Regions from separate parts of the Homo sapiens genome. Here region 2 is linked to region 1. A link is a loop called in an ENCODE intact Hi-C map of the cell type or tissue named here. Cell type or tissue: IMR-90. All regions are shown on one strand. Links, peaks and the distances in the headings refer to the core of each region. The heading gives the core; the rest is flanking DNA.

Region 1 (15,678 bases), core at 3,711-11,710:
TGGGGGAACTGAATTCCCTCCTCTTCCTTTGATGTGGCTGGGACGACCTGTCAATCATTCTGCCCAAAGATGCCTGATGGGGGAGATGGGTGAAGCCACATCCATCTATCTCCCAACATTCTAGAAAGATAAGCCATGTGTTGACAGTCCCAGGAGTTCCGGTCCTTCTGAAGGTATAATACATTTTTGATTTTACCTTTGATTCTGTGAGTGACCCTGTGTCCTTGCAATAAACTCTTTTTTTTTAAAGAGTTAGCCAGTGCTTGTTTTTATTGTTTGACAAAAAGAGTCTTGATATAAATGTGTTGAGGGAAAAGGATTCTAAAGTATTGAAAAGTTCTTTAAACAAACAAAAGATTAAAGAGTTAAAAGAGCTCTCCTCCCCAGGATTTCTACTAAAAATAAACAATATTTTCAAGGAAAACATGCTGAAAGAGTGGAGGATTTTCTCATGGGTCAGCTGCCATCTAGGTGTAAGTGAATTTTTCTGCCTTCCTTATCAAAGAGTCTTAATGATATTCTTCGGTACTTCCTGATTCTTAAACAAGGCCCTGGGGCTGGAGAACAGGCATCAGCCCTAAGTGTACATTTTAATTTCCTTCCTGAAGTTTTATCTTTGTTTTCCAGCATCTTTTGCCGTTCCTAACTCTGGGACCTTGGGATGTTACCTATTCCTGCAGGTGAGATCTCCTTCCTTACAGCCCAGGAGTGTAGGAGCCAGGGTGAAGTTCCAAGGGTAACTCTTACCTTCTAGTCTGGGAGAGACAAGATGAGACTGCTGACCTCCGTGGGCCTGATTGCCAGGCAACCCTCCGGCAAGGTCACCTTTCCTACCACCTCCGGCTATTCATATCTAAAAACCTTGTTCTCTTCCTTTTAAATGCATTTCCAAAGGTTATAGTACATGAAACAGAAGACTTAGCTCTCTGAGAGCTCAATTTTGACTTTGTAAAATTGAAAGCAATGGCTCCTATGTGGGAAAAAAAATGTCTCTTGAAACAAAATGAATAATTACATCATGCGTTCGTGATTATTACCAACATGTGTCAAAAGTGGAACTCACATGTCTTTACCATAATCCCCCATATTCAGTCTCCCACCTGCCGGAAGCTCAGTATTCTCAAAGAGGCAGCTTTCCCACTGGAAAGATGTGACTTCTGGGTCTTGAAGGCATAAATCTGTACCCAGAGGTGCTATGTATCCACGATGGTGGTTTTTAAACTTTATGTTTTTCTTTTTCTTTTTTTCTTTTTTTTTTTAAAGCAGCAGAACCTTAAATGATATATTATGCAAACACAGACCCTATTTACAGCTGGGGCAGAGTAAACAATGATTTCCAACAAGTGAAGTTTAGCTGACCTAGATATTTGCATATCTTTAAATAATATTCCGATTCTTTATTACTTTCACTGTGGAAGGTGAAATGTTGATGTTGTGCTTCTCTGCCTTGATTGATCTCTCTCTTTTTTTGTTTTTTTTTTGAGATGGAATCTTGCTCTGTCACCAGGCCTGAGTGCAGTGGTGCGATCTTGGCTCACTGCAACCTCCGACTTCCTGGTTCAAGCGATTCTCCTGCTTCAGCCTCCTGAGTAGCTGGGATAACAGGCATGCGCCACCAGGCCCGATGATTTTTGTATTTTTAGTAGAGACGGGGTTTCACCATGTTGGCCAGGATGGTCTCGATCTGTTGACCTCGTTATCCACCTGCCTCGGCCTCCCAAAGTGCTGGGATTACAGGCTTGAGCCACCACACCCGCCCTGATCTCTTGATTTCATAGGTCAAGGTAGAGTGGTTACCTGTGACTCAGATAAGCACTCTATTCAAAGCCTACCTGCTGGGATCACAAGAGACCATGACCCAGTCATCCTCATCTTCCTCTTTTTGACATAACCAAGTTTCACAGAAGTTCCTGGTCAAGTAATAATGATGCCCAAGTTGGATCGAGTGCTTGCTGGGTGCCAGACACAGCTGCATTTGCCATCTTATGCAGTGCTTACAACAGTCCTAGAAAGGAGGAATTATTTTACTATGGACATTTTACTGATAAGCAAACTGAGGTTCAGAGAGGTTGACTAACTCACACAAGATCACACAGCAAGTAAGGGGCACCCTGCGATCTGTACCCTGGTGGAGAACTTTAGAGCCACACTGGTAAGCACCACCACCTGGAGCTCCGCAAACCCTAACTGGGTGCAGCAATAGCAAGTCCTCTTTCCCCTTTCCGCTTCCTTCCCTTGCGGTTCATCTCTGTTCTTCCCTTCTCTCCTTCTCCCTTGCTTGGAGACAGCCTGATCAATTTCTTCATCTTACTAGGAGCCCCAGGGGCTGCTGACACCCACTGTCTCTTTTGCTTAAATGGAAACATCACCAGGGCCAGGTCCTGGCATGCACTCTGGGAAAGATAAGGTGGAAAGTTTACACACCAGAGCTTCCAAGGAATGTGCAGAGAAAGCGATTTGTGATGTGTGATTTGAAACACCAAACTCCTTCTGGGCTCAGAGCTATGTCCTACCTCTGGGAGCTGCTGGATCCGTCTCTGCCCTCATGGCTGGGTCATGCGTGCCTATTTTAGGAGGAACTCTCCTTTTAAGGGGAGTCCAGCTGGCGGATGTTCCTCTCCAGCTTCCTGCAGTCCCAGACACTGGGCTTCTGCCAATGTCAGCCTGAGGTGGAAGCCATGCAGGCAAATAGTTTGCCCAGGTCCTGATGCTTCCAAAATCCTGTTGGTCCACCAAATTCCTTCTTCCCATTGTGCCCCAAGGTTGCTTCCGCCCACTGCATCCCAATGTTTCCCCTCTTCCACTGTACCCCATGGCTGCTATCATAGGCCTCCCATCTCCATCTAAATGTAGCCTGGTCAGATGGAAAAGGGGAGGCCCTGACAGCAGGAAACCTGCTCCCACATCCCTTCCTTTACCTCCAGTTCCGACACAGCACAGGGCAGGGCTGGACCCAAGCTTAGGTTCAGCAGCAGGCTCAGGGGTGGCGCACTGGGGCTCTAGCAAGACCAGGTCTGGAGATGAGCCTGGGGGCAGCGAGCATACTGGTAGCGTCTGTAGCTTAGGCAGGGAGGTCACATGACAGGAACCAGGCAGCCCTGTGGACCTGGGCAGGCAGGAGAAGAGAACATGAATTTTTAGAATATAGGATGTGGGAGGCAGTCAGAGGTTTCCAACCAGCACTTCGTTTCATTTGTCATGACAGAATGGACCCTAGAATCTTTAATGTCCCTAGAATGACCTTAGAATGTCTCCTGATTCCAGTGGCTTTTACCTCTTAACCCTTTCCTTGCTCACTCAAAGTGAATTTCCCCATCCCTCTTCTCAGATGACATGTGGCTTATTCCAGCCATCCCAGCACAGTCCATCCTGTCTCCATAGTGAAGACTTAGGCATATTTCCTGTGCACTCCCTTTCTCCAGCTCAACTCACCATGGGTCATCAAGCTCTTTAATGGCGGGGGGGCTGGATCCCAGGCTTTTGGGAGCTGTACCCAGCAGTCTGGAGATCCTGGTGGGTATGGGTACCTGCGGAGAGTCAGCAGCATCACCAGATGGCAGAGAGCCTAGTGCCAGTGGCCAGAGGGCAGGAACAGGGTCAATGACTGGAGCTGCACAGCGGAAGCAGGTATCGGAGGGATGCACATGGAAAGCCTCACTGTTGGTCAGAACTCTCCGGCAGCAAGTGGCAGAAACCCGCCTTCATCTGGGTTAAGAGATAGAGGGGATTTGTTGGAAAGCACTGGGGTAGCCACAGATGGGAGGAAAGAGTTGCTTTCCATATATCCCTCATTGCTCCTGGGCCCCCTTCTCTCATCCCCTAGAAGCACTTGTCTGGAAGGGCCCTGGAAGTGATGCCTCCTAACACACCATGCACTGGGCATCTCACTCACTTCATCTTGTCCCAGCCCTGGCAGAAAGCCCCAGCCACACACCCCTAGTCCTCCAGCTCCAGCTGGAAACATCTCAGGGAAGGACCCTGTTGGCTTGAGTCACATGCACAGCTTGCGTCTCAGTTTGCCTCAGACTTAAGTGGCTGGTGGAAGTGAGAGATCTCTAAAGATTCACCCAATCCCATTGTTCTAAGGTAATAAATCCTATAATTGCTGTATCCTCAGAACCCAGCACGGGGCACTGCATACGGTAGATCTGCTTAACCATGTACCAAATGCATCCGCCTCTTCCCCAACATCCATTACTACTGGAACCCACCAAGAACTGAATTCCATGGTACTTCTCAGGATTCTTGAGGTCTGGACTAAGCCCTGGATTGGGAAAGACGTGTTTATGATGCAGACCAGTTGGGGAGATTTTTCTTGAAGGAGCAGCAGCTTGGGAATAGCTGACCTGGTGAGAGCATTCCTCTTCATCTTGGCTCTGTCTGCTGTAGTTGGGGGTGAGTAGGGGTTTCAGCAGTAGAGGAATGGGAGCCCAGAGAGACGGTGATGAATGAGAAGGAGACAAACAGCTCTAGCCTGTGTGCTCCTGTCTTGTTGAGGCTGAGGGCCTGCAGGGACATTCTGAGTGAAGAACATGCCAGGCCCACCTGTGGACTCCAGTCGCTGGTGATGAAGGTAGCCAGATGTGGGTGTCGGTTAAAGGTGAGGGCTTGGGGGAGGTGGGAGAACAACCCACCGTCATCTCAGCCCCATTTCCCCTTTAGGAGGCTGAGAAGGGCTAATTAGAAATTTTGCCATCAGAGAGAGCAATGAGGTTTCCTACAATAGAGTCACAGTGTGAGCACCTGAGGTTGAATGTCCTTGGACCAGCTGAGCCTCAGTCTTACCCTCTGTAAGATGGACATGATGGCACAATCTACCTGATAAGGGTATCCCTGAATAGTAAGTGCACAAACATTAAGCTTAATTTCAGTCATTCTGTCATTTTTGATTGAGGCATTGCTTTGTGAAAAGTTCTATCATAAATTCACAATTTCAAAACTGAGCGTGTGGAGCTCTGGACTCTTGGAGTGACTGCCAAGGCCAAGGTTGGGGGCGTAAAATGAGGGCATCAGCGTGAGTCTGAGCTCTGTCTTCTGATTTCAGCCAGGCCAGCTCCACTCACACAGGTTTTCTGGGTTGGGGCTCCCTGTCAGATTTCATGTGCTGCTCTAAAGCCTATCCACAACTGACAGCAAAGTAGAAGGAACATGGGATCTGCATCAGCCTGTTCAGGTTCTTGCCCAGCAGCTCCACTGTATATGGTTGTGTGGAGGATCAGGATGCCGATGTCCCAGGATCTGAGATGAGTGCTCCTCTAAGTGAGCCCAGTGACACCCATAGAAACTGTGGGAGGTGGGGTGGGCGCCTCCTGCCATCTGGATGCAGTAGCTAGAGCTCAGCTAGGGTGGGTAACTTATTTAGGGTCCCATGGGTAGTAAGTGTGGGGAATTGAGATTCAAGTCTGGAAAATTCTCAGTTCCCGGGACATATGCTACTGAGCAGCCTCTCACCTGACCTCAAGCCTGGTGTGGCTTTTTCTTTAGTTGACAAAGAGGCACTGAATCTCTGTTAATTTGGGGAAGGCACTGCATCTCTTTGTTAATTTCCCTGCTCTGGCTCTTCTCTATCCTGCCTTCCACTCCATTCCTCCTCCTTCAACTTCACCTCCCATTTTCATCCGTTCTCTGCTCAGTTTTCTTTCTGCTTCATCCATGACCTCCTGGAGGCTCCTGGCTTATTATCTTGGAATGACCGAGGACAAAGAGGTCTGCTTCATAAAATTCGAGGGTCCCTGTTAGCACTGAACTTGACATTTGCACCCTATCTGTATCTGATGGGTTCTCTTCCCTCTGTGCCCTACTGTTCCACAGCTAAGCAAACCTCCCCAGGTCCAAAATTCAACTCTGTGTCCCATTTAGTGAATAAGACGATGCTTCTTTGGTGACCCATCCACACCAGGGTGGGTCCTGGTATTAATAATAAAAGATGTCCCAGGTTCCATTGAATCCATTAATGTTTCTAACTTAGCTGACTCATTGTGTAGAATATGCATGACTAATCCATCAAAAAAGAGAATTCTCACATTGCAAATTTTTGTATGTTTATAAGAAAGTTAGATTTTCTTGTGCTTTTCTCCCCACAGCACCTGTCATTCTGGATAAGGATAGCATGTTCATAAAAGGGAAATGAGTGGAGAAGGAGGGAAGGAGTTGTGAGCAAAGCATTTAAAGCGTTGCCAGAATATAAGCAACAGTGCTTCATGTCGTGAAAAACTGAGAAAAGGAGTCTTTATGTACAGGAAGAACTCAGCAGCTGACCTCAAGAAGAAAGGAAAACATCCTCTCTTCACTTTTCTCTGGGATGCCTGTGCCCAGGGTCTTGAGTTTCCGACTGGGGCATAATGGATTTTTGGTGGCCTGTGACTTTATTATGGGTCTTTTCCCAAAGTGTTTTGAAATGGTATGAAAGAGTGTATTCAGTTAGAAACCTTGAGTTCTACTCCCAGGCTACTTAGAGGTTGTTTTGCAAACTTGAACAAGTCAAGTAAACCTGACTTCAACTCTACGCAATGGATTATGCAATGGTTGAAGTTCTAAGCTTGGAAGTTTCCAATGAGAACAAATAGGGGTGGTGAGAGCTGCCCTGCCCCTTTCAGGGACATTAAGAGGGTCACCAGGCAGGTGAATGTGACAGTGCCCTAAAGTTATGAAGAAATCTGTGCAAAACTGTATGTTGTTATAGTTCTTCTTGGGGCTGATGCACCGTGACCCCTTCAACAGTTGATGAATCATGGGATAATTGTTGATGAGTCATGGGATAGGTGCTGCTTCAAGGGATGTGGATGTAGGTTGGACAGAGGCCGACCCCAACTCTCTACTCATTTGCACTGTGCATGGCAAATTTGTTCTGGGAGTTTCTGCTTTGCTCCTGTCTTAAGCCATCAGACCACGTGTTCAGTAGTCCAGCCCTGGCCACAGCCTCTCTGCCTGGCTGGGCCCAGGCTACTTCTAAACTCTCTGTTTTTTTTATTTTATTTTATTTTTATTTTTTTTTATTTCAGATTTTATCCAACATGGATGTCTTGATCCAAGAGAAAAAAAGGGATCCCTTCAAAGTCCTTTCCCCAGTTTCCTGCTTAGTCCCACTCCTAGAGCCCTAGGGGGTTCTGTAGCTCCTCTATATTTTCAGGGAACTGAGCTGAAGCCAATACGAGATTTTAAAAGATACCCTATCCTTAAGCAAAGTGAGTGATGGTGCTCAGCATCCATGCCAACGGTCAAATTTTGGCTGTTTTATTCACATATCTATGTAATTTGTAGTTTTTTGGGGGGTGGGGTGGAGGTGGCTGGACCAACAACAAACAGCTAATCTAAATGAGACATTCCTGGAAAATGAGGCACATAAAGCTTTCTCTTTTCATATCCAAAATGGAATAAACAATTCCACCAGCGACCACAGGAATGCTGCTGGGGCACGAGGGCTTCAGCCTTCCTGATGGTCAGGCACTGACTTTAAGCTTAGACTCTAGAATTTGTTAATGAGAGGCCCTCCTGGACAGGAAGGAAGGAGGCTTGCTTGGGGTCTGATCTGTAAAGCACACTGGTGGAAGCTGTTTACATGCAGCTACACAAGAGGCTTCTTCCTGAGTACCAGGCCACCCTCAGTAAGGCACTGAGTGAGCACCAGGCATCACCAGGAATGAGGTCTCTGCCCCAGTCCTGGCCAAATGGAATAAGCAAACAGACTGAGGGTGTGTCAGTGGCTTTCCTGAGTTCCCGCACCTGGTAAATGATGGAGTTTAGACTTGAAAATTCTGCCTCCTGTCTCCAGGTCCAGGGATCTCTCTGGGACGTCAGAGAAGTCAGTTAATCTCTGCCACTCCTTCCTACCTGGATGTTCAATGAAAAGCCTGTTGGGCTTTCTGAGGACTAGAAGGGGGACACTGCCGAGAATTCAGTGAGGCCAGCCCACACCCCCACCCCTTCTAGGAGATTACCTTTAGATCCTCCAGCCCCAGTCTGCAGCCTCCTGGGCTGATGCTTTCTTTCTCTATTTACAGACACTAATCATTTCCCATGCAATTGAACAACTTAATAAGCTGCGAAAATTTGATAAGACAATTTAATTGTCGGCTTTTACATATCTGCTCAATATAGTTGGGTTTCTAGGGAAGGTGAGTGGGGAATGTGAGCAGAGGCACTTAATTAAAGAACTAAAACAGTGGGGCTAGATTAGAGAGAACTCTGGCAGACACCAACCCTGGACCTACGTCTCTTCTCTCCCCCTTTCACATGGGCCCTTTCTTTGAAATTTTATAAGCTCCATCCTCTGGGTAGTAGCAAAATAGAGATGCAGGCCCAGGCACTTGATGTGCAGTGTGGGGAGCTGACTTTGCATGGGGCGGCTCCCAACTGTTATCGGGGAGCTTTTTCTCGGGCCCAAAGTGGTTGGGTTTTAAGGGGAAGACCTAATTCTGCGTGTATGGTCGTAGCTCAAAGGGATAGTTCAAAATGGCCTCCTCATTGATGGGGAAGGATGGGGGCTGATTATAAAAAATTATAATCATTTTTTTGGTCTTTTCCTCTATCTTTTTGGGGAATTTTATGGCCATTTGGGCAATGCTGCATCATGGAGTATTGATGCCAATTTTAAATCACACATCCTCATTTTATCTAATTGAATTCTCATGCTAACTCTGAAAGGAATAGGAATCATTATTCCTATTTCACAGGTGCAGATCCTGAGACTCAGAGAGGTTAAGAAACTCGCCCAACGCCACACAGCTAGATAAACACCTCAGGATTTAAATAGATTGCAGGGGACACCAACAAGGCTCTGCTCAGATCCCCTCAGATCCCTCTGGCCCATCTGTGCATGCAGTAACATCTGCTTCACCGTTGACTGCTTGAACCTGTGGATCCACTTCACCTAAGAGCACAGAGAGCTGAAAGGGCCTGGAATCCTGTTGCCTCCCGGGCAGCCTGCAGCCAATGAGTAACTGGTGCTGGAAAACAGAAGGCTGCTCCCTTGCTGGAGGTAGGACAAACACTGAGGTGTAATCTATGCTCCAGGGTCCCCCAGGGGATCAGGCTGAGGTTGGGACTTTGCCTAAAATCCCACCCTTGCTTGGTTTCTTCCCTTTCCCTGTTTTTCCTTCTTCTCTCACTCTCTCATTTCTGTTCCTTCTTCCTTAAATAAATCTCCTGCACACAAATTCTCATCTCAAGGTGTGCCTCTGGGCAGCCTGATGTGAGATACAGATGTGTGTTTGACCTCAGCCTGCCCTTTCTGGAGTCCTGCAGCCTCGCCCCTTGTTTTGTGGGGTTATCAGATCTCGCTACGTAGACTCGGGGTACGGAATACATCCAGCTTGGAATTTCTGGGTGCTCGCAAGTTCTCAGTAGAACGCTCTTGGAATGAATTACTTAGCCTCTTTAGGCTGCAGTTTCATCACCTATAAGACAGAAATAGTAATTGTATTGCTCTTAAAGGACTTTTACTTTGTGGAAAGCCAATGAGTCTGCATATGTAGAACACAGCAGCGAGCACATAGTAAGTGGTCGATAAATCTTCATGATTATGATTATCAGTATTCAAGTATTTGCCATCTCGTCAGACCTTGGCTTGTAGTTGGGAGTCAGAAATGAGGTCACTGTGCTGTGAGTTCTTGTTGGGCAGGAATCTGCCATGTGTTCCGTGCACTTTAAGCACTTATTAAAACATTTCGGATAGAAACATTTTCACAAAGGCTGCTCATTACTGTAGCCAGCATTTGCCTACGAATGTCAGGAAAACCATTTTATGATGTTGCTGTAATGTGTCGTGTTCACTGTCGCATTCTCTCTTTCGGTCTCCCTTTCACTGGTGAGACACGTTTGCCAAGCATTTCACAAATGCAGTGGGGGGAAAAGGGAAGAGAGGAAGAGATGGGAAAAGGATAGTGAAGGGAGGAGCAGGAGCAGGCAGCTCGGCGGCATTCCCCAGGCACCGCATTAAGGGCCTGATTAACTTAAAATATTTCCCAGCTTCTGAGGCACTTGATTAAAGTCAATTGGGGGGAAAGAAGATAAGCTCTTACAAGGGCTAATTTGAGGCTTAGAAAACTTGAATATGTCTAAATCTCAAATTGTCGGGTGTGTAGCGCTGGTGATTGTCGGGTCTGTGGGGAGAGCGTTTTAACATGCTGGCGGTGCATCCGCGGTACCACCTGTCCCAGCTCCCTGGTCCCCACCCTTCCTCCAGGCAACTGCCTTGCGTCCCCTCCCATCTTCCCTTTTCTTCCGCTTGTGAGGGCTTAGACGATTTTGCCTTTTGAAGGCACGGAAATAGATGGCTTTACATTCAGAACACAGCCTCTGCCTCCTTCTTCCTCCCCCAGATGCCTGGAAAAATCAAAATCGGGGTTTAGCAATGCAGTCCCGTGGCACTCTCTTGATGTGTTAATGGGTCGTGCTTGCTGCACTGCCGTCCCAGCCGCCAGGGACACTGTGATATGGGCAGAGTTCGCCCTTCCCCATCAGTGCAGGTGGCAAGGAGCCAGGCAGGGAGCAATTGTTTTCCTGTCATGAACCACACTGGGCTAACTTTTGATCTTTGACAGGGAATTTCCTGCAAAGATGCAGAGAGAGCAGGGCTGTAGTCCAGGCCGATCTGCTCAGCACAGTGAGGAATCAGGTCTGGGAGGCGTGTTTTGTTGCCACTGGATGCTGTATTAGTTTTCTATTGCTGTATAACTAATCACCACAAATTTAATGGCTTAAAGCAACGCCCATTTATTCGTATACAGTTTTGTAGGTCAGAAGTCCAGCATGGTATGGCTGAATTCTCTGCTCAGGGTATCATAAGACTGATATTAAGGTACAGGCTGGATTGAGTCCTCTACTGGGAGCTCTGGGGAGACATCTATTTCCAAGCTCACTCAAAGTATTGACAGAATTGGCTTCTTATGGGTGAAGGACTGGAGTCTGTTTCCTTGCTGGAGGTCAATCAGGAGCCTCTGTGAGCAACGTAAGGCCACTCACATTCCTTTTCCTGGGGTCGCCCGCATCTTCAAACCAACAAAGACATAGCAAATCCCCTTGTGCCTCAAATCTTTCTGATTCCTCTTCTGCCACCAGCTGGAGAAAATTCTGCTTTTAAATGGCTCATCTGATTGGGTCAGGCCCACCCAGATAACCGCTGCTTTTTAAGGTCTGTTGATTTGGGACTTTACATCTACAAAATCCCTTTACCGCAGTACCTCGATTAGCATTGGAGTAACTAGGGGACCAGAATGTTGGGAGTGGGGGGAGATTCTGCCCATCATGTGTGGCCTAAGACTGTGCCCTGGTTATGGCCAGAGGACCCCAGATAGCCTTGAACCATCTCTGCCATCTCTGTGAAGTCCCTTAGGGAGGGAGAGGGCACCCAGGGAACCATGGCAAATGGGAACAAAGCTATCAGCTTCTTATTCTCAGCAGGGTCTTAGAGGTAATACAGAGAAGTGACATAGTTTGAGCTCATGGGCTAAGGAAACTCTCCCTCTCCCAAGCTGCTTAGTAGCCATTATTCCTTCTTTCTGTCTTCCCCAGCTTCCTAAGACCAAGCAGGAGCTGTCAACAGCACCCACAGAGAAAAATTGCAGCCACTTCTTGCAAAACTTAATACTGAAAGACATTAGCATTTTATATTTACTTTATTTATTTACTAAAACAAGTAATTGGTGACTTCTAATTCCAGGTGGCACCTGGCAAGCAATTCTTAATACCTTCCAAGGCCCTTCAGATATAATTTTTTTTTTTTTTTTTTTTTTGAGATGGAGTCTTGCTCCGTTGCCCAAGCTGGAGTGCAGTGGCAAGATCTTGGCTCACTGCAACCTCCGCCTCCTGGGTTCAAGCGATTCTCCTGCCTCAGCCTCCCAAGTAGCTGGGACTACAGGCAAGTGCCATCACGCCCGGCTAATTTTTGTATTTTAGTAGAGACAGGGTCTCACCATATTGGCCAGGCTGGTCTTGAACTCCTGCCCTAGTGATCTGCCTACTTTGGCCTCCCAAAGTGCTGGGATTACAGGTGTGGGCCACCGTTCCTGGCCCAGATATACTTTTAAAGTAACAGAAAGGAGCAGAACAGGATATCATTGCCGGAAAACAAGACTGGTAGCTCATGATCCAGGTATCTAGGGCAGTTTCTACACGAAGCAGAATGGAGATTGCTGTTAAATGCCAAAGCGTGTTCTGCCACTCCAGTCTGAATGAATGTATTAGCCAAAAGGGAAGAAGACAGGTCGAGGGGTTCTCCCTCTCTCCGGGCTTCTTGGGCCAGAGGGCTAGTGTCCTGTCTAACCTAAGAACTGAACATCCATCCCAATAGACAGTGGTCCTGCCTTTGAGGCCCTCAGAGCACATTTTATATCTTCCCTCTCCTAGCCACCATCTCAGGACATCCTCTGGCTGCTGTCTGGAGCCCGATGAAAGGACCATTCTGGCCAGAGTGGTTCATGAGCTCAGTGCAGTGGGCAGCAGAGGCACCAGTCAAGCCCTGGAGCAGTGGATTTTGGGAACTGTAGTTTCCAATGAGCGCCTTTGTTTCAAGGAAGCAGGCAGTCAAGGCATAAGATCTCTTTCCCAGCTCTTCCATTTCAGCATAGTTAGTGCGCTTGGTGTGGAATTAATTCTCATATGAACACACCAGCCAACATGTATGAGATTCTTGCTGTTTATTTGAGACCTCTTTCTATTCTGGATTCAGAATTAGAACATTTTGATTAGCACCACACTCTAACCAATTGAGCTAACCGGCCGCTGTGTGAATTAGAACATATTGAAAAACGGAACTCTTACCTTCAGGAAATTGAAATACAACATGACACTAGTAATTACAATGGTTTAGCACAGGAGTAAGACTCAACCGACAGGTGAATAGAATAGAATAGAATAGAATAGAATAGAATAGAATAGAATAGAATAGAATAGAATAGATAGTTCTGTGTGAACTAGAAGTTGGTATAGACTAAAACACCTTCAGAATGAGAACAATAAGGGCATATAGTTCAACAAATCATATCGTGAAAATTGATTATTTGGAAGAAAAATCAATCTAGATAGATCCTCACCTTTTAAAAAAATCCCCAAAATATTAAAAAATTTAACCTTCCCTCATTCAATATACTCTATACAATTAAAAGGCAAACAGCAAACTAGGTGAACATCATACGCATTTGGCAGAAAAAGGGTTAAAACCTTTGCTATACAAAAGGGCCTTCCACTCCAGGAGAAAAACTAGTAAAAGATGTCAACTACAGGTGAAGTCAAAAGGAACTATCTTTACAAGATAGCTTTACATTTTTCTTTTAGAAGAAAAATTCAAAGGCGTTCATTGTAATAACACTTACAAGAACCAAACATTACCCCAAATCCTTGACATGTATAATAATTAAATAGTGGTTAAATAAATTATCAAAAATTTGTGTGGTATAATATTGGGTAACTATTATAATTTTGCTTTAGAAAATACTTACTATCACAGGATCAAATATGAAATTTCGGCCAGGTGCGGTGGCTCACACCTGTAATCCCAACACTTTGGGAGACCAAGGTGGTTGGGTTAACTGAGGTCAGGAGTTTGAGACCAGCCTGGCCAACATGGGGAAACCCCATCTCTACTAAAAATACAAAAATTAGCTGGATGTGGTGGTGGGTGCCTGTAATCCCAGCTACTTGGGAGGCTGAGGCAGGAGAATTGCTTGAACCCAGGAGGCAGAGGTTGCAGTGAGCCGAGATTGTGGCACTGCACTACAGCCTGGGCGACAAGAGTGAGACTTTGTCTCAAAAAAAAAAAAAAAAAAAAAAAAAAATTCATTTTTAAACAGTGTGAAATGAAATATGCTATATAATAACCCATACAAGTGCCTGCATGTACAAGAATAAAAGAGACTCCTTGAACCCATTAACCAATTGTTCTCTCTGCATGATACAATTATATAGGATTCTTAGTTGCTTCTGTATTTTCTTTTTCCTTTTGCGTTTCTGTTTTCCAAATTTCCACAAGTTTTTACAAGCAAGTTATATGAGTTATTTTAATAAACCAATAGCTGTTGAATTAATGTATAAAAAGCAAAAATCCACTATGGGAACAAGTAAAAATAGGTGGTGTATATTATTACTAGAATATTATAATATTGTTAAAAACACAATATCTCTTTAATTTATTAACACATTTTAGTTAAAACATGAAGAGGATTTCACTTTTGAAATTTGGCAGAAGGATTAGGAAATAACCTGGGAAAAAACAAATGTGTAAAATTAGGATAATTCTGTAAAAAATAATAATAAAGGAAGGGTGGTGGTTGGAGATGTTAAAATATATCATGAAGATACAATAATCAAAACGTTTGGTTTCAGGTAACAAATGAACAGAATGGAGCCCCTAAATATACTAAATATCCAAGGGAAATTTAGGACAGTTAGTTGACCCTTGAACAACAGGGATTTGAACTGCAGGAATTAACTTACTTGTGAGTTTTCTTCCGCCTCTGCCACCCCTGAGAGAACAAGACCAACCCCTCCCCTTCCTCCCTCTCAACCTCCTCAACTGAATACAATGAGGATGAAGATCTTTATGATGATCCACTTCCACTTAATGAATAGTAAATATATTTTCTTTTCCTTATGATTTTCTTGACATTTTCTTTTCTCTAGCTTACTTTATCGTAAGATACTGTATATAATGCATATGACATACAAAATATATGTTAATTGACTATGTTATCAGTAAGGCTTCCAGTCAACAGTAATAGTAGCTAAATTTTGGGGGAGTTGAAAGTTACATGTGGATTTTTGACAGCGTGGGAGGTTGGTATTCCCAACCGCCAAGTTGTTCAAGGGCCACCAAAGCATGTTAAAAGAAGCACGTCACATCAAATCTTGGGGAGGGAAAAATAGATTTATTTCATTTTACTTATTTATTTTGAGACAGAGTGTCTCTCTGTCACCCAGGCTGGAGTGCAGTGGTGCGATCTCAGCTCACTGCAATCTCCACCTCCTGGGTTCAGGGTTCAAGTGATTCTCCTGCCTCAGCCTCCGGAGTAACTGGGATGACAGGTGCCCACCTCCACACCCGGCTAATTTTTGTATTTTTAGTAAAGACAGGGTTTCACCATGTGAAAAGGCCGAGGCCAGGCTGGTTGCGAACTCCTGACCTCAAGTGATCCGCCTGCCTCAGCCTCCCAAAGTGCTGGGATTATAGGCGTGAGCCACTATGCCCGGCCAGGATGAATTATTTAATACATGAGACAACTGACCAGCAGTTTTGAGTAAAGACAAATTATGAGGCTAGGTCTCTCTTTTTTTCTTTCACTAAACTGACTTCTAAATGGATCACAGTGTGGTGCCCTCCCTGGTTTAGAGAGCGGCAGTGGCTGCTCCTTGCAGTTAGAATGGTGCCATACATGTCCCCGGAAGTCCCTGCCCACCTCTGTGGGGTGATCCCTCCTCTCATGACTGAGGAACTCCTCTGAGGCTGCCCCAGTATCTCTGTGCCTGGGACTCACCAAGCTCCTTCCTGCTCAGCAACTTGGCACCTGGTGTTCTCCTGCCTGGCACACTTGTCCCACACTGCCTCTTTCTCATCTTGCTTATGTGTCCCCTCCTGAGAGACCCCCCTGGGCACCCCCATCCTGCTTTATTTTCACATAATGACATTCATAATCCTGCTTTACTTCAAGTTTATTTTATTTAAATTTATTTTCACATTCACATAAT
Region 2 (15,678 bases), core at 5,231-13,230, 120 kb after region 1:
AGCATAAGGGGCTTTGAAGATGTGATTAAGGCTAAGGACCATGAGATGGGGGAGAGAATCCTGGACTATCCAGAGGGCCTGATCACATGGGTACTTAAAAGTCAAGCACTTTTCCTGGCTGCAGAGAACCAGAGAGACTGAAACATGAGAAGGGACAGCCTGTATTGCTGGCTTTGAAGATGAAGGAAGGGGCCATGAACCAAGGAATGGGGTGGCCTCTGGAAGCTGAAAAAAAGCAAGGAAACAGATTCTCCTTTACAGCCTCCAGAAGGAACAAGCCCTACTAATACCTTGATCTTAGCCCAGAGAGAACTGTGTTGGACTTCTGACCTGCAGAACTGTAAGATGATAAATGTATGTTTTAAGTCACTAAATTTGTTATGATTTGTTATGGCAGTTATAGAAAACTAACCCACTAGCTTTGGGTCTAAGTGATGAATAATTCACCTTTCTGAGACTCAGACATTCATTTTATCTATCTTGTGGGATTTTTCCGTGGATAAAAGTGAGAGACCATCTGTAAAACATTTAGCCCAGTGCCCAGCCCATTATAAATGCTCACCTACTGTCAGCTAAAACAATGTATGTTACGGTTTCTCAGAGTGGTCATCCTGGAGCAGGAAATTTGTAAATGTTTGTTGAATGAATGCTGAACAGACTGACCTCTGACCTTGCCTTCCATGACATGGTTGCTGGCTTCTTAGAGATCATCTGCTTCATTGTTTTCCAACTGTGGTACCCAAGGGCATTTGGATGGTACACAGTCAAACATGTTCTATTTGAGCAATTATGCATTTTAAAATGCATTGGGAAGAGATGGCTGGCACATCAAATTCATTATTCACAGATAAAGGACAACAGAGAGAACATATTTTTAAAAAGTGTTATATAAACACTGGTTCCCATGGTGAGGGTGGCAGGTAAGGGACTGAAACCATGATCTAGGCAGCTCTCTTGTTCTACAGATGAGGAGATTGAGGCCAAGGGAAGGAAGATGAGGGATGGGCCACACCCATTCCATGTGTGCCTGAGAGGTTGCATCTCTCAACTCTCTGGCTAGTGTTCTTCCTCAGATCCTGAGCTATTTTGAGTTAGGACCAGCCTTTTGGATTCCTTAGAAACCAATGCCTAATCTTCAGGCATGGAAAACTTTTCAGCTGAATCTCCTTCCTGTTATAGAATGAAGAGGCATCATTGTAAAAGAGGCTCAGCTGATCCCAGTTTTACTTACCTGGTCTCCAACAAAGGACTAGGAAATATGCACACAGGACCTCCGTATCCATCTGAACTCTTTTTGATTGTCAAAAACTAAAATATAACCACTACTGGCTTAGACAGAGAGGTATTTATTGGCTCGTGGATTGCAAGGGAGAATTTATTGAAGAACTAAGCCCCAGAAAGAGAGGAGACCCAGCTGGACTTTGGGCACTGACCACACCACGGATCTCAGATACTGCCATCCCTCTCTGCTCCTGTGTCATCTCCACTTTCTCCTGAGAATGGCTGCCCACTGCTCCTGGCTTTCATGTCAGTCTCACGTCTTCTGCTGCTAGATATCAGAGAGGGTCTGGCTCTGATTTTCGGTTCCAATGTGAAAAATCCCAGAGAAGGATTCTGATTGATCAGGCTTGGATTGAATGTCAAACCCTGGACCAATCAACTGTGTTTAGTGGGGGGCTGGGCAGGGCCAAAGCCGAGGAAGAACATGGCTGCTGTATTAGTCTGTTATCAGGCTGCTAATAAAGACATACCTGAGACTTGGTAATTTATAAAGGAAAGAAGTTTAATGGGCTCACAGTTCCACATGGCTGGGGGTGTCTCACAATCAGGGAGGAAGATGAAGGAAGAGCAAAGGGACTTCTTACATGATGGTGGGCAAGAGAGAGCTTGTGCAGGGGAACTCCCATTTATAAAACCACCAGATCTCCTGAGACTTATTCACTTCCATGAGAACAGCACGGGAAAGACCCACCCTGATGACTCAATTACCTCCCACCAGGTCCCTCCCATGACACATGGGAATTATGGGAGCTGCACTTCAAGATGGGGCTTGGGTAGGGTCACAGCCAAACCATATCAGCTGCCTTCTCTCAAGCCACAGGATGCTGTTCTGCAGAGAAGGTGGTGGTGGGGCCTGGTGATCAGACCGAACCAGAGACCACCTCTGGGTAAGCTTGTGGAATTGCAAAGCTTGTTTGCACAGCTCAGACCTGTGCTTCTCTATTTACTAGCCATTTTACCTTGAAAACAATTCCAACTCCTCTAAGCTTCGGCTCCTCCGTCTGTAAAGGTGGTAATAGAAATACTTATTTTGTAAGATGTTAGGAGGATTGTGGGCAATAACAGGTGAAAATATCTAGTGCAGAAGAAGGGATCAAGAAATCTGTGCTTCTGTCTTTCCCTAGTGGCCAATTTTTCTCCTGGATTTTTGCTTAAGAAGCAGATTTCTCAGCTCATGATTGAAATCCTTCTCTTATTATTTCTTCCTGTTGATTGGAAAGAAGCAAAACTAGTTCCCTGCTATAATTACTTATAAGACTGGTTTTAAAACATACTGGGTTAATGATAATTGGAGAACACCTAGGACATCAAAAAATATGTAGGTCATGCTATTAGTGACTGCTGGAGTTCCTGAAATAAACACGATGGAAACTGTCTGGGGAAACCACATTATGCAAAATGCTAAAATGAATGGGGAGGTGATGGTAAAGGGAGGCACTGGCTGCTTCTGAGTGAACTGCCTGGGGAGGGTGGCATCAGATCACGGGGCACAAGAACAGCAGGACTCAGCATGGACCAGGGTGGACTCCTCCCTTCAGAAGGGTCTCAGGACTTCTCTCTTGAAAAATGTCTGGGTGATGGCCTTTGACATTTAACAGACTTCTGAGGACCAGCCCAACTGGGTGATAAGGATATAAAGAAAGGCTTTTCATAGTGGAGGAAACTCATTTCTCCGGGAGACAAGGAGAGCCTGGGAAACCTCTGAGTAACTGAGACGTTCTACCTACTGGGGAGAAACATCAGATTCTGTCCCAAGAGTAGTCTTGAAAAATGCAAAAGGGTAATGAATCTGGGGTGCTAAGAATAGAGAAGAGATCATGAAGGAACAGGGAAAGAAGTGAAGTCCTGAGGAGAAACCTCACCCTTCCACCCACCCATGCACCACCCCTCTGTCAGCCATCCACTCATCCATCCTCTCTTCCGTCCACTTTGCTGAATACATAATTCAGTTCTATTGCCCTAAGGTGGCAATAGGGTTAACTAGTCAGTGCTGGAGCAATGGAAATGAACCAAACAAGGCCTTTCCTACATTACAGACTTCACAACTTTATATTTTGCACACTGCACAGTGCAGAAAGGAAGCTTTTGTTCTGTACATGTAGCAACAAGACAATAAGGAAAAATATTTAAAATACATAGCGCACACCAGAAAACCTGATCCATCAACCCAATTATCCTTGCTTATTCTTTTTTTTTCTTTTTTCCGGAGCTTTGTTCTAGAATTTCTTTGGGGAAATTTGCCGGATTCAGCTTGAATTGGGGTGCATGGGACAATTAGTTTTCCTGAAGTACTGCTTCACTGCTACTTCCTTACCCTTCAAAAAATATTGCATTCTGACCTGCTAGAAAAGACCAAGGCCCAGCCAGCCTGGTTCCAGCTCACCCTTTTTGAGCAGCAATGTGGGTGAGTGGAAAGGATGCTCGCTTGGGAATTCGGAGCCTGGGTTTCTAGTCCTTGTCTTGTCCTGTTAAACAAGTCACTTCCCCACTCTTGGCTGGGCTGTATAATTTCTCAGGTTTGGACATCGCTAACATTCTAAGGCCCTCAGACCCTTCCACTTGGGGTCTCTGTGTGCCTTGGCCTGTGTGTCAATATCTGTGGGGCAACATTATCCACTCTCCTCACTCCAGAAAGGGGGATTTTGCTAGGTGGATATGTCAGTAAATGTTTGGATGAGCCACTTTATGCCAGTTTTTATTTATTTATTTTTTCGTTTAATTTTTTAAGACAGAGTCTCCCTCTGTAGCCCAGGCTGGAGTGCAGTGGTGTGATCTTGGCTCATTGCAACCTCTGCTTCCCGGGTCCTGGTTCAAACAATTCTCCTGCTTCAGCCTGCCAAGTAGCTGGGATTACAGGCATGCAGCACTATGCCCAGCTAATTTTTGTATCTTTAGTAGAGATGCGGTTTCACCACGTTGGCCAGGCTGGTCTTGAACTCCTGACCTCGTGATCCACCCGCCTTGGTTTCTCAAAGTTCTGAGATTACAAGTGTGAGCCACCGCACCCAACCTATGCCACTTCTTTAAAAAATTTTCTTTGTTGCCAACATAAAATACCAACAATGCCCAGGACTCATCTAAGGATAGAAGGGAAAGCCATGTGGCCCTTTAAAAATGTCTACATGCACCTCTACAGTGTGCCAAGCTCTGCATGTAGCCTGGGGCTCCACGGACAGATGAAGACCTGGTCTTACCCTTGAGGAACTCACATTCTTTCAGGGAGGTTAGGCAATACACAAATGTTGATGCCATGAAAGAGCCACCAGGAAAATGCATCTGAGTGTGGAGGTTGGAGTGGGCAAGGATTCCCAGATAAGGGAGCATTAAACCATGGTCTTGAGGCCTGAGTAGGAACAAGATGGGTATGAGGAGATGGAGAAGAGAGAGCTCAGCATGAGAAGATGTGAGGGTGTGCAGCTGAGTGGCGGGTTTCAACTGTAGGTAAGGAGGTGCAGCTGGCATTCGGGGTTCACATGAGTAACAGTCAAGAAGGAAATTCATCCTCCAACAACAGTCAATGCCTTCCTTCAGAAGAGTTGCTCAGAGTGTGCATTCTTCCTGACGGTCTGATATCTCCATGGGAGATGCTCTTCCTGGCTGCATCTAGTCAGCCATCTACCAAACCCCCACAATAGGAGATTCATCCATATGACATCACACATGTACCCCCTGAACCTAAAATAAAATTTGGGAGAAAAAAAAGAAGCAAACTCTTAAGGGCCTTGAATATTAAGCTAACGAGCTTCAGGTTCAGGTTCATCTGAAACACAAAGATTTTGAAAGGTTTTAAGGGAGGGAATGAGATGGTGTCTTAGTCTGGGTTTCTCTGAAAGCAGAGACTAAGATGAGGATTTAAGTGCAAGTGGTTTAAGTGGAAGGTGATCCCAGGAAACAGAGGGAGCATGGGAAAGCAATGCAACAGTGTTATTGAGCTAGAAACTACCATGGGCCAGGAAGATCTTAATCTTGATGGAGGTCCTTTAATGAATGATGTGGAGCATGTCTCTGAATTGTCCTACAGAAGAATGGTAACTGGGGACATTGATGCACTGACTTCTCTCCTTCATTGGCAGAAGGGCGCCCGCAGAAGCAGTAATTCCTTGCACATTGGGCTGCATCTACCCATGGATTAGATAGCTTCTGGAACTTCAGAGAAAGCCTAGAGCTAGAAAAGCAGAGAGACATCTCAGTGCATCCTTGTGGTGGGATGCTGGGTATGTGGACAGGACTACCCATCACTCTTGCCTTCAACTTAGGTGGGCTTTGGAGATGTGGGGCATCTGTTCTGCATATGGTCAGATTTAGTTTTTAGAATGTCACTTTGGTCTTAGTAAGGAGTGTTAATTGGAGGGGGCAAGGCCAGTGGTAGGCAGACTGACTTTATGTGAGATATCCTCCGGTAGTTATTTCAAATCTCATAAAAGCTATTTGACTTGAATATTTACTGGTGTCAAGCCTGGTGCATCTACAGGAAAATGTCCAGGGAAGTAGTGAGAATAAGTTTATCTAGGAGGAAGGTGGAGGGTGTGAAGGCAAAGTTAGCCTGGTCTGTGATAAAGGATGTTTTTCTCTCAACTCATTGGGTCTTGAGAATTTTCTCCTTGGCGGTGTTCAACAGCAAGAGAAGTGCAGTCAGACACCAAGAAGGCAATTGGAATTTTGACCATTCCTCTTTTCTAGAACTTCTGGAAGACAGGTAAAAATTTATAGAGTTGGAACAACTCCTAGTTTTAGGGTCAGAACTTCTACCTTATTGCTGTGGCACAATTCAGGCCCACACTTTGTTGGGGGGAAATTAAAGATTAAATCAGAGCTTTCAAATATCCTGTGGGGTATATTACTATAAATGTGGAGCATTCATATCAGATGCCTTTGGTCCAGAGAAAGAAAGGTTACATCTTTTTTTTCTAGTGGAGAAATAACATTTAGACCCTACAGAGCTTTGTCCTTGCGTTTCCAATGTTTACCATGTAATTGAGGTAATTCTTCTCTTTCTTTTACATTTTCTACCTGCTGCTTGGAGGAAATAGCTCTCCATTGCTTTGAAGCCAACTTTCTCTAGACTTTAGGACAAATAAATTCATTCCCATTCTCTGGCCATAAAAATGCTGGGAAACTCAGGAAAGAGCAGGGTCAGCAGAGCAATTACTAAATTTTTACTGGAAGTGCTGGGCCATGGCTGTGGAACTGAACTTTGTAGGAACTGGATAGAGAGTAATCCTATTTCCTATAGCTAGGTGGTAAAAGTGTCTGTAGTTACAGGTGTGTTGTGTGAGCCATTGCTTACATGTCAGTAACACCTGTCTGCACTCAAGCTCTGCCCTTACTATCCGCATCAGAACATCTCACACGTGTGCACATGCAGAGTAGTTACCACTGATGACAGAGAACCATGCCTGACCTTCTTCCCTTTGCCTGAGTTCTGCCTCCAACGAGTTTTAGTCCATTCTTTCTCTGTGCATAGTCATTTAAATCTTTTAATCTGATCTCTCCATGGGAGATGCTCTTCCTGGCTGCATCTAGTTAGCCATCTACCAAACTCCCACAATCCCAACATAATAATTTGTATTGATGGGATAATGCACTCAAGCCCTCCTTTCAATGATATTTTCATGGGATTCTATGCCTCCTAGGCACTCAATGAACATTTGTTGAGTGAGCAAATGAATAGACCAATGAATGGGATGAAGCAAGATTCAAGGCATTGGAAAAGATAGCACTAAAATGTTAACAGTGATTAGGACCAGCTACTTAATTAGCAGAACCCAATGCAAAATAAAAATGCAGGACCTTCATTCAAAAAATTAAGAAATTCAAGATATGACAGCAGAGGCTTAAACCAAGCATAGGAACCTTCTGAGTGCAAAGTTTTTGTGACTGTACAGGTTAGATGTCCACAAAGCTAGTCTTGGTGGTATTATCTTTGAGGACTGGGATTATGGAATAAGTATTTCATATTTCAAAAATTCTGCATCAGGAACATACTTTTAATCAGAAGAAAGCTATTTTTAAAATAAAACCTATATGGCCAGGCACAGTGGCTCATGCCTGTAATCCCATCACTTTGGGAGGCTGAGGTGGGTGGATTGCTTGAGGCCAGGAGTTCAAGACCAGTCTGGCCAACATGGTGAAACCCCATCTCTACTGAAAATACAAAAATTAGCTGGGCATGTTGGCACATGCCTGTGATCCCAGCTACCTGGGAGGCTGAGGCAGGAGAATCACTTGAACCTGGGAGGCAGAGATTGCAGTGAGCTGAGATCATGCCACTGCACTCCAGCCTGGGTGACTGAGTGAGACTCCATCTCAAAAAAATAAAAATAATAAAACCTATAGAATATGAACGGCTGGCTGGGCATGGTGGCTAATATCTGTAATCCCAGTGCTTCAGGAGGCCGAGGCGGGCGGATCACTTGAGGCCAGGAGTTTGAGAGCAGCCTGGCCAAAATGGCAAAATCCTGTCTTGACTAAAAATACAAAAATTAGCCAGGCATGGTGGCGCATGCCTGTAATCCCAGCTACTTGGGAGGCTGAGGCACAAGAATTGCTTGAACCTGGGAGGTAGAGGTTGAAGTGACATGAGATCACGCCACTGCACTCCAGCCTGGGCAACAAAGCAAGACTCTATCTCAAGAAACAAAAGAATACAGCTGCATATGGACTGGATTATGAATTGGGAGATGATCTGGATTCTAATCTTGATTCTCTTTCCACTTCACCCTTGATGAGTCTTGTGTAATCTGTGTTTCTCAATCGCCTCCCCAGTAGCATTATTGGAAGGGCGAGGAAGAGGTCCGAGGCCACCTATGCCCTGTGAGTCTAGGATGCTAAGATAATCACTAAGAAAACTTACCCTAAGAGTTTCTTGGACATAAAGGTTAGAAAACCATGTGAGGGGAAGGTCTGACAAGATTTTCCTCCAAAGTGATTTTGGAAATATTCCTGGCTAGGCTGTTGGGGGCATAACCCTCTCCACAAAAATATCTTCTTGACAGAAGCTGCTGGTCTCCAGGGGGATGGATCTTTGTGTGGCTCTAAGTCAGCAAAGCAGAAGAGGATGAACCAGGCAGCTGCCTGTCATTTTAACCTGACACCTCGGCTCAGGGTAGGGGCTGGTGGGGAGGGGAGCGATCTGCGGCTCACAGTCCCCTGTTTTCTTACAGCAATTGCATGACGACTACAAATATTTGAGCTGATTGTACTCGCTTACATGCAGCAATGAATCATCTTGTGATGAGAGGCCCGAAATATGCTGGGATGAAATTAATGTCAATTGAAACAGAAAATGGATTCTAGCTCCCACCACAATGAGCTTCAGAAGATGGGCCCAGAGCACAGGGAGTCTACTGCTGCTATTCTTAGTGGCCAAAAAAAAAAAAAAAAAAAAAAAAAAAAAAAAATCCTATGCTACTGGTATTATTTTTGCTATTTTTATTTTCTTATAAACCTTCTTTTCAGCTCCTCCTATAGGGGCACCTTCTAATCAGGGACTTTGGTTCAGGCTCCTTCTTGACTTCTCGGGTCTCTGAGGATAAAAAAAAAAAGAAAGAAAGAAGGAAAGAAAAAACTAGCATAGATCTTTCCTCACCTTTAAAGTATAAAGGAGAGGAAAAAAAATGAGGAAGTGTATCCCCCCAAAACAACTGGAGGTTTGCACTTCTAAATGCTGGATGTATCAATGCTTTTAACAACCGAGGTAACATATTTCTTGGTGGAGGGGGGTGTGGTGGTGATACAATTTTGAAGACTTAACCAGTGTTCCTGCCATTTCCTTAGCTCCCCCTTACTCCTTTTCCAGTCATCATTTTGTTACTGGCTTTTGAGTTTTCAAAACGTAGGCCCTGCAGCAACTAGAGACAGATTGGAGAGAATTCATGGTGGATCTGAGCAAAGCTTCCCACCACAGCATCAGAAAAGGATTCCCTAGGCTGAGCAGAGCAGACTTAGAGGGAACACAGTGTGCGCTGAGACGCTGGAGTGTCTCTGGGAAAATCTTGGTCTCATGAGAGCCTTCCCAACCCTGGAGATCCCCAGCAGGGGCACTGATACCTGTTTGCTCCAGGCATTATTCCTGAGTTCTGGGCCCTGCTCCTCATGCCCTCCATGTCTAATGGCTGGCCACACCACTGTCTGAATAGTCCTGTCCATATGCTCCAGCCACCCCACCCATTCGAGCTCCTTGGGCGACCTAAGCCCAGAGTCAGCCCAAAACCTCTGGGCAAGGACTCGAGCTCTGTAGGGCAAACTGACCCAACGGGCCCTAGTACTTATCTTCTCTGAGCTTCGGTTTTCCCAAAAGTGAAATGGGAATAATGTACTCAACAGAGATGGAGACCATGTAAATTATAAAACTGATAAAGCTCTTGGCTCTGCATTCATCACGTGATTGCCAGCTCGTGGTTAGTGGCTTGTTGTCTGAGGCTATAAAAAGCATCGCAGCTGATCTCTCTCGCCTCTGGCCTGAGTGCTGGGCCAGGGGCTCGGCCTCACTCAAGCCTCTCTCAGGCTCCATCCAGTCCCCTGAGGCACCTGTATTTTGCTTGGGACAAAATCCCCTTAAGAAGCGAAGAGATCCAAGGCCAGAAACTTTTGGAGACCATAACAACACTGCATTGGCGATATAAGTTCTGAAGGTGTGAAGACCCACCTCTAAAAGGAGGGCAGACCTCAGCTAGTGCCATGTGGACTGGTTTAGTGTGGTGCTTAGGGGCTCAACTGACTGCGTTTGAGCCTAAATCTGACACACTCAAGAACTGTGTCAAATCACTCAAACTTTCAGTGACTCAGTTTCCTCATTAGTAAACTGATGATAATGATAGAAACTACCTCATAAGTGGTTGTGAGGATTGCATGAGTCAACACACTCAAAGTGCCTAGGAAAATGCTAGGCATCTCAGAAACGCTCAAGAAGGGCTAGCTAGTACTGTTGCTCTTTTAACATCATCTGCCTCCAACCCACCATTTTTTGCCTTGGTTTGGCTTGCCAATGTAATTAGGTTCTCCACGGGGTGCAAAGACCAGGACTTTTCTCTGGCCTTTGAAGAAGAGGGCTTTCTGTAAGGTATCTTGGACCTAGGCCTGCACCTGGAGAGCCACGTGGTGCTGAGGCTGCTTAGGGGAGGAACCCCCAGCCTCCCCTTACCCACTCTGGGCCTTTGACTCCCTCACCCCTTCCTCTGCCTCTGCCACTCCTGCTTCCCCATAACTTGGTTCCCCATGTCTCTCCATGACCTCGTCCTTCACCTTAGAGGGCTCCTTGAGATAGACTTCAGAAGCAGATCCTGATGTGAAGATTCAAATACAAGTGGTTATTTGGAAGATGAGTCTGGGAAATACCAGAAAGTGGGTGGGGAGCGAGAAAGGCAAGGAAAAGTGGGCGAGAGGGAGAAAAGGAAGCCAGTGAAGGATGTTTTATTAAGCAAGTTACCATTCTGGGCAACTGGAGCCTAATCTTTCTTGAGGAACTCAAGACATCAGTGTAGAATATGTGCTCTTGAGATAGCCTACGTAAGGGACAAGAGAGCTTGGGCGATTTATATACCAAATGCAGTTAGTCCTCTTTCAGGGCTGCATTAACTCTTGCTTGTAGAGGCATTAATTCTTTGGCACTTCCCGCTTCCTCTGTATGTTGGCCAAATGTGCTCCTGCAGCCAGAGTTGCAGGTGTTTGCAGACAGCAGCTTTCAGCATATAAAGGTGGGGACCTAGAGGGCATGGGAGGGGGGACATTTAGAGTAATACTAGAATCCCCTCATTGCTGACTCAGAATTTGTCTCTCTCTTCTGCAATTCCAGATATGAGGTGTAGGAGAGGAAATAAAGAAAGAAAGTGAGGAGGGAATAGAGAGCAAGAGAGGAAGGGATGGAAGAGAGGAGAGAAAGAGGGAGACAGAATAAATAAGAATGGGTATATGAATCTGGGAGACCCATGTCATCTCTGTTCCATCCTTGGTCTGATCAGCTATGGCCAGGAAGGAGGGATCCTATGTTCCATGAAGGCCTATGGGAGGGGAAAGTCCATTTTGAGTGGTCAATCTTTTATATAATTTCCTGTGGGTTAGGGTGATGGAAGTCGGTTTGTTCTGACAGCTTGAGGAGAAGAGAGGTGAAACCCGATAGTCTCAGCCTTGCTCCTACTTTTTCCTGGCATCTGCATCACAAGCTACACTGAATTTCATTCTGCTCAACAGCCAAGGCGATGAAAAGTCACATAAAGCTGGATGAATCCCTGGGACAGTGGCCAGCTCAGAACAGTTATTTTACCTTAAAACAAGCCTCATCTTGGCTGTGTCATCATCATGAGAGCAGTCACACATGGCTGTGCTGTTTTCACTCTCATTAGCAAAGAAATTGAAGAGGAAATAACAGCTTCAACCCCCTGACATTTTTCTTGCTCCAGGGTAAATCTCTGCTAGGAATGGTAGAATATCTTGGTCCAACCATACTGGAAAAAAAAAAATGAATCAGGATTTAATACTCTGGAGGCAGAATCACTTGGAAGGATACTTGGAAAGGGTTCTTCTAGAATAGTGCTATTCAAATTTAAACTTGAGTGACATGGCCATCTTGCTTAGATGCAGATTCTAATTCAGTAGGTCTCAGATCGAACCAGGGAGTCTGAATTTTCTATTAAGTTCCAAGATGGTGCTGGTGATGCCCATCAAAGGACTTTGAGTGGTACAGGTCTTTAGACTTAACTGGATTCCAGTCCCAGGCCCTTAGACTTAGACTTAATTGGATTACCTTTAGACTTAGACATAACTAGATTCAATTCCCAGCTCTGCTGCTTCCTGGCTGTGGGAAGTTGGGCAAGTTACCTAACTTTTCTGAACTCCAGTTCTTAGATATTGAGACTGTAGAACAGAACTCAAGATTGTTGTGCAGATGTGATGGGGGAATACCTGCCAATGCACAGTGATCTACACTAATTATGGAGTGGTTGGGATCTTTTCATCCCACCCTTGTCCTGCTCTTGGAGCATTCCCTGGGCTCCCAACTAATTTCTGATTCTGTCCCTGGTCCCATACCTGCATGTCCACTCACTTGTTGAGTTTACAAGCACGTCTGAGCTTGAGTTGCAAGAGCTTCTTGTCCCCAGGTTGTTAGCCCAAGCAACAACTTTTTTCTTCCTGTCAATCCCCTCATTTTCTGAGCAATGAGCAGTTCCCTCTCTGTGTCTTGGTTTCCATATCTGTACAATGCTGAGTCTAGTTCAAGCCAGCTTTTCTAGGACAGTTTTCTCCCTAGAGGGGCTCAGCTATAACAGTCCCAACATTTTTTTTCCTTCCTGAACTCCTTTCATTAATCTTCCCTATTCATTATCACTGACCATTTGCTGCATATCCTACCCTACTTCCAGGCCCTATAGATGTAGGGCTGAAATATTCACATAAAATAGTGTCTCCTGGAATTGTGCAGTACACAGCTTGTACAACTGCACATTGGAACCTTGCATAGCCACACACTGGAGCCTGCATAGACCTATGCTTTGGACAACAGTACCCAATCTCTAGGTTCCAAACTCTTCCAATCCTATATTGACTCCTAGATTTTAAAACCCCAGTTTGAACCAGCCTTCTGGCTTTTCTTCAAGGGAATTGGAGCTCCGGAGTGAAGCAGGAGGAGGCTGGGCTAGCACTCAGAGAAGTAAGGCATGAGTTGAATGTGCATGAAGCCAGATGACAAAACCAGCACTCAGTACTGTAAGCCTTTCTTGGGCCCTGCACCTCAGGCTTAATGACATGACTCAATGTTTAGTAAATATTAGGATTTAGTGCTCTTCAGAAAGCTGCTTGCTCAGCCTAGAAATAGCGTCTTGAGTCCATTCATTTTGGACACTACATAACAAGCTCCAGTTGTTTAATAAGTGTTAGTCTCTGTGGCATCCATAGCAAGAAGGCAGATCCCAATTAGGCCTCCATCAGTTTCAGCACCTAACGCCAGTTCCCTGTGATGGACTTCAGTAGCTTTGTTTCAGTGTCGTTCATGTTTTGATGTTTGCGTGTCAGCACTCACATTTTAGTGCCAATGTTCTTGCCAGCAAGGAATCTGTGAGATCATCCATTTCATTTCATGCTAGAGATAAATTAAGCATATTAATATAAAACCCAGAAACATATGACAGTTCTCCCATCAAAGGAATATCATGTGGACACATGGGTAAGGGAAAGAAGAGTTGCAGTCTGTGAATCGAAGACTGAAGCACACGCATGCCATGGCTCCCACTGTACAGAATTGGAGCTGAAAATATGCGGCAAGTATGCCAGGGTGTTCTGAGCCTGGCTCGTACCAGCTCATGAAGGCCAATCATGTGCATTTCTTCACAGCTCTTCCTTGTTATGCTGTGTTAGTGGCTTGGAACTGGCCGTGGTGAGAGCATTGTCACCATAGAAATTGGCCAATGTCACAAATCAGGGCTTTTCTTCTTTTTAGAGAGTAGTTGTTAAATATTTACCACTGCAAATGGGTCACGATTTTCCCCTTCGCATCCACAGCAGACCTCATTAATGGATTCCAGCATATTTTCCCCACTTTTGATCACATATGAGGCTCAGGATCCTTTTCAGTACAATGAGTTGGTGTTAGCTCATGGAATAAAACTCGTTCAATAAAATTGGCTGAACTTGGTCCAATGTGTCCCACATAAGACCTCCAAATGGTACAGAAGAGTAGACCTCAAACTTTTAAATTTTATAAACCTTTAAAATGTTAAATATTTTTGGAGCACATTAGAATAACCAACTTTTTCCTTAGCTAAGTAAGGGCATAAAGCGAGGGGCCATAAAACAAGAAGAAATACCTTCCACCTTCTATTAGGAAGGACATTTTAACCACAACCCACTAGATATCAAGTATATAATCTCGGAATAAAGGAAACTCCATTAAAGTTAATGAATACCTCTTCATTTTCCTCATGTGCTGCATTTCAATGTAAAGCTTCTCTTGGAGCAGCTGCAAGTCTGTGTAGGAGTGTTTGGAGACAGCATGATTTTAGGGTTCTGGGGATATTGCTGCGAAGCTATCCATACTCCTTACTGGTAGGGCTGCAGAGATGATTGACATTAGATGAAGCATGCAAAAATATTTTCCCGCTAGCGTAAAGAGCTTGACAAAATTTGACAATCTTGCCATTTTGCAGCCACTTTTTCTTCAATGTTGCCAATTTCTCTCTAGCTAGACTAGCAAAATTAGAGTACTGTTCCATATTAGTAATGAAAAACAAATTTTGTAAAACTAAATCCTAATATTTTTACGGTTTGCTTAGCAGGACTTGGATCAGTGAGACGGGAATGTTTATATTATTGGACTATTTATAATATTAAGAATGAATTCACTGAATTACAAGAAAGGCAATGACTCATTCATTCATTCACCTGTTTATTTATTCAAAGAACATTTTTACAGCCCATGACCAGTCCTTCACTGCAACAACTTTCCCTCCTCTCACTTTTCCTCCTGTCGGGCTCCTGCCATGTGGCAGCACAGGATATCAAACTAAAAAACAAATCTGCCCAGGTCACGCCTCTGCTTAAAGTCCCCAGTAGCTCCACCTTGTTCCTTGTTCTCAAGGGGATGCTAACCTCCCCTTGTGACATACAAGCCCCATCATGACTTAGTCATCACCTACCCCTCTAGTCCGAATCCTCCCTATTTCCAGCATGCACTCTCTCCTGCAGATATAACCAGGTTATTTTTCCTCTCCTCTTTGTCTTGCTCATCTTTTTTCCTTAGCAAGGCTGCTCACTCCACTAGAATTACCCACAGCTTAGATGGGTTCGCTCCTATTCTCCTTTTAACGTTCAAATCAGGGATGGCATTCTTTTGAAAGTCCTCTGAGCTCCCCCTAATAGCACACATCTCACTATCCCTTAATTGTCCATTTGCATGTCACTCCCACTTGTCTGAGAGCTCCTTGAGGAGGCATCATTGAATAACCTCACCTGTGTTATGGTAGCTGCTTAGACATTTGTTGAATGAGTGGGTGTACACTAAGAAGAGAAAGAGGACATTGCAGGAAAAGGGAATAGTCACAGTAAAGATGAGCTGGTTCAGAGGAGAATGTCATATTGTGAGAAGAGGGAAACAGCCAGTGTGTCTCAGAGGAAGGGCACATGTGGCTGGATCTGGACAGGTAAGGCTGGACAGGTGGCCTGGAGTCAGTTCCTGAAGGACCTGGAATGCCATGTCTAGGAGATTTGGCTTAATCCTGTGTATCAGAGAGGCTTTAGAGGAAAGGGGTGAGAAGACAGGTGTGCTTGTTATTCTGGAAACTGGCACAGAACATAGAATAATGGGATAGGATAACTGGAATCAGATTAACCAGTGACTCTGCTGTTGCCGTGGTCCAGGCAGTGGATGATGATGATCTAAAGCAAGGAATTGGCAACAGAGGTGGAAGG

The links. Peaks named below come from ENCODE experiments on the same cell type or tissue, not always from the same donor. Only the 100,000 strongest peaks of a DNase experiment are listed, where the experiment ranks them.
Region 2: a loop joins it to region 1, with 2.8 times the contacts of the local background. A loop is called at or near these places in 2 of 110 quality-filtered maps.

The regions. Positions count from the first base shown.
Region 1 is chr16:66,122,437-66,138,114 of GRCh38, reverse strand. LOC105371316 (a long non-coding RNA gene) reads right to left here and starts at 3,133. Exons shown (of 3, transcript XR_933684.2): 1 at 2,919-3,133; 2 at 1,833-2,005. In IMR-90, for the core only: no CTCF peak of the experiment used is centred there; DNase peaks (open chromatin) are centred at 4,284, 6,054, 6,754 and 7,414; H3K27ac peaks cover 5,059 bases.
Region 2 is chr16:66,000,705-66,016,382 of GRCh38, reverse strand. No RefSeq gene overlaps it. Among named protein-coding and RNA genes, the nearest start is that of CDH5, 360 kb to the left of the region's middle. In IMR-90, for the core only: no CTCF peak of the experiment used is centred there; DNase peaks (open chromatin) are centred at 8,512 and 13,002; H3K27ac peaks cover 493 bases.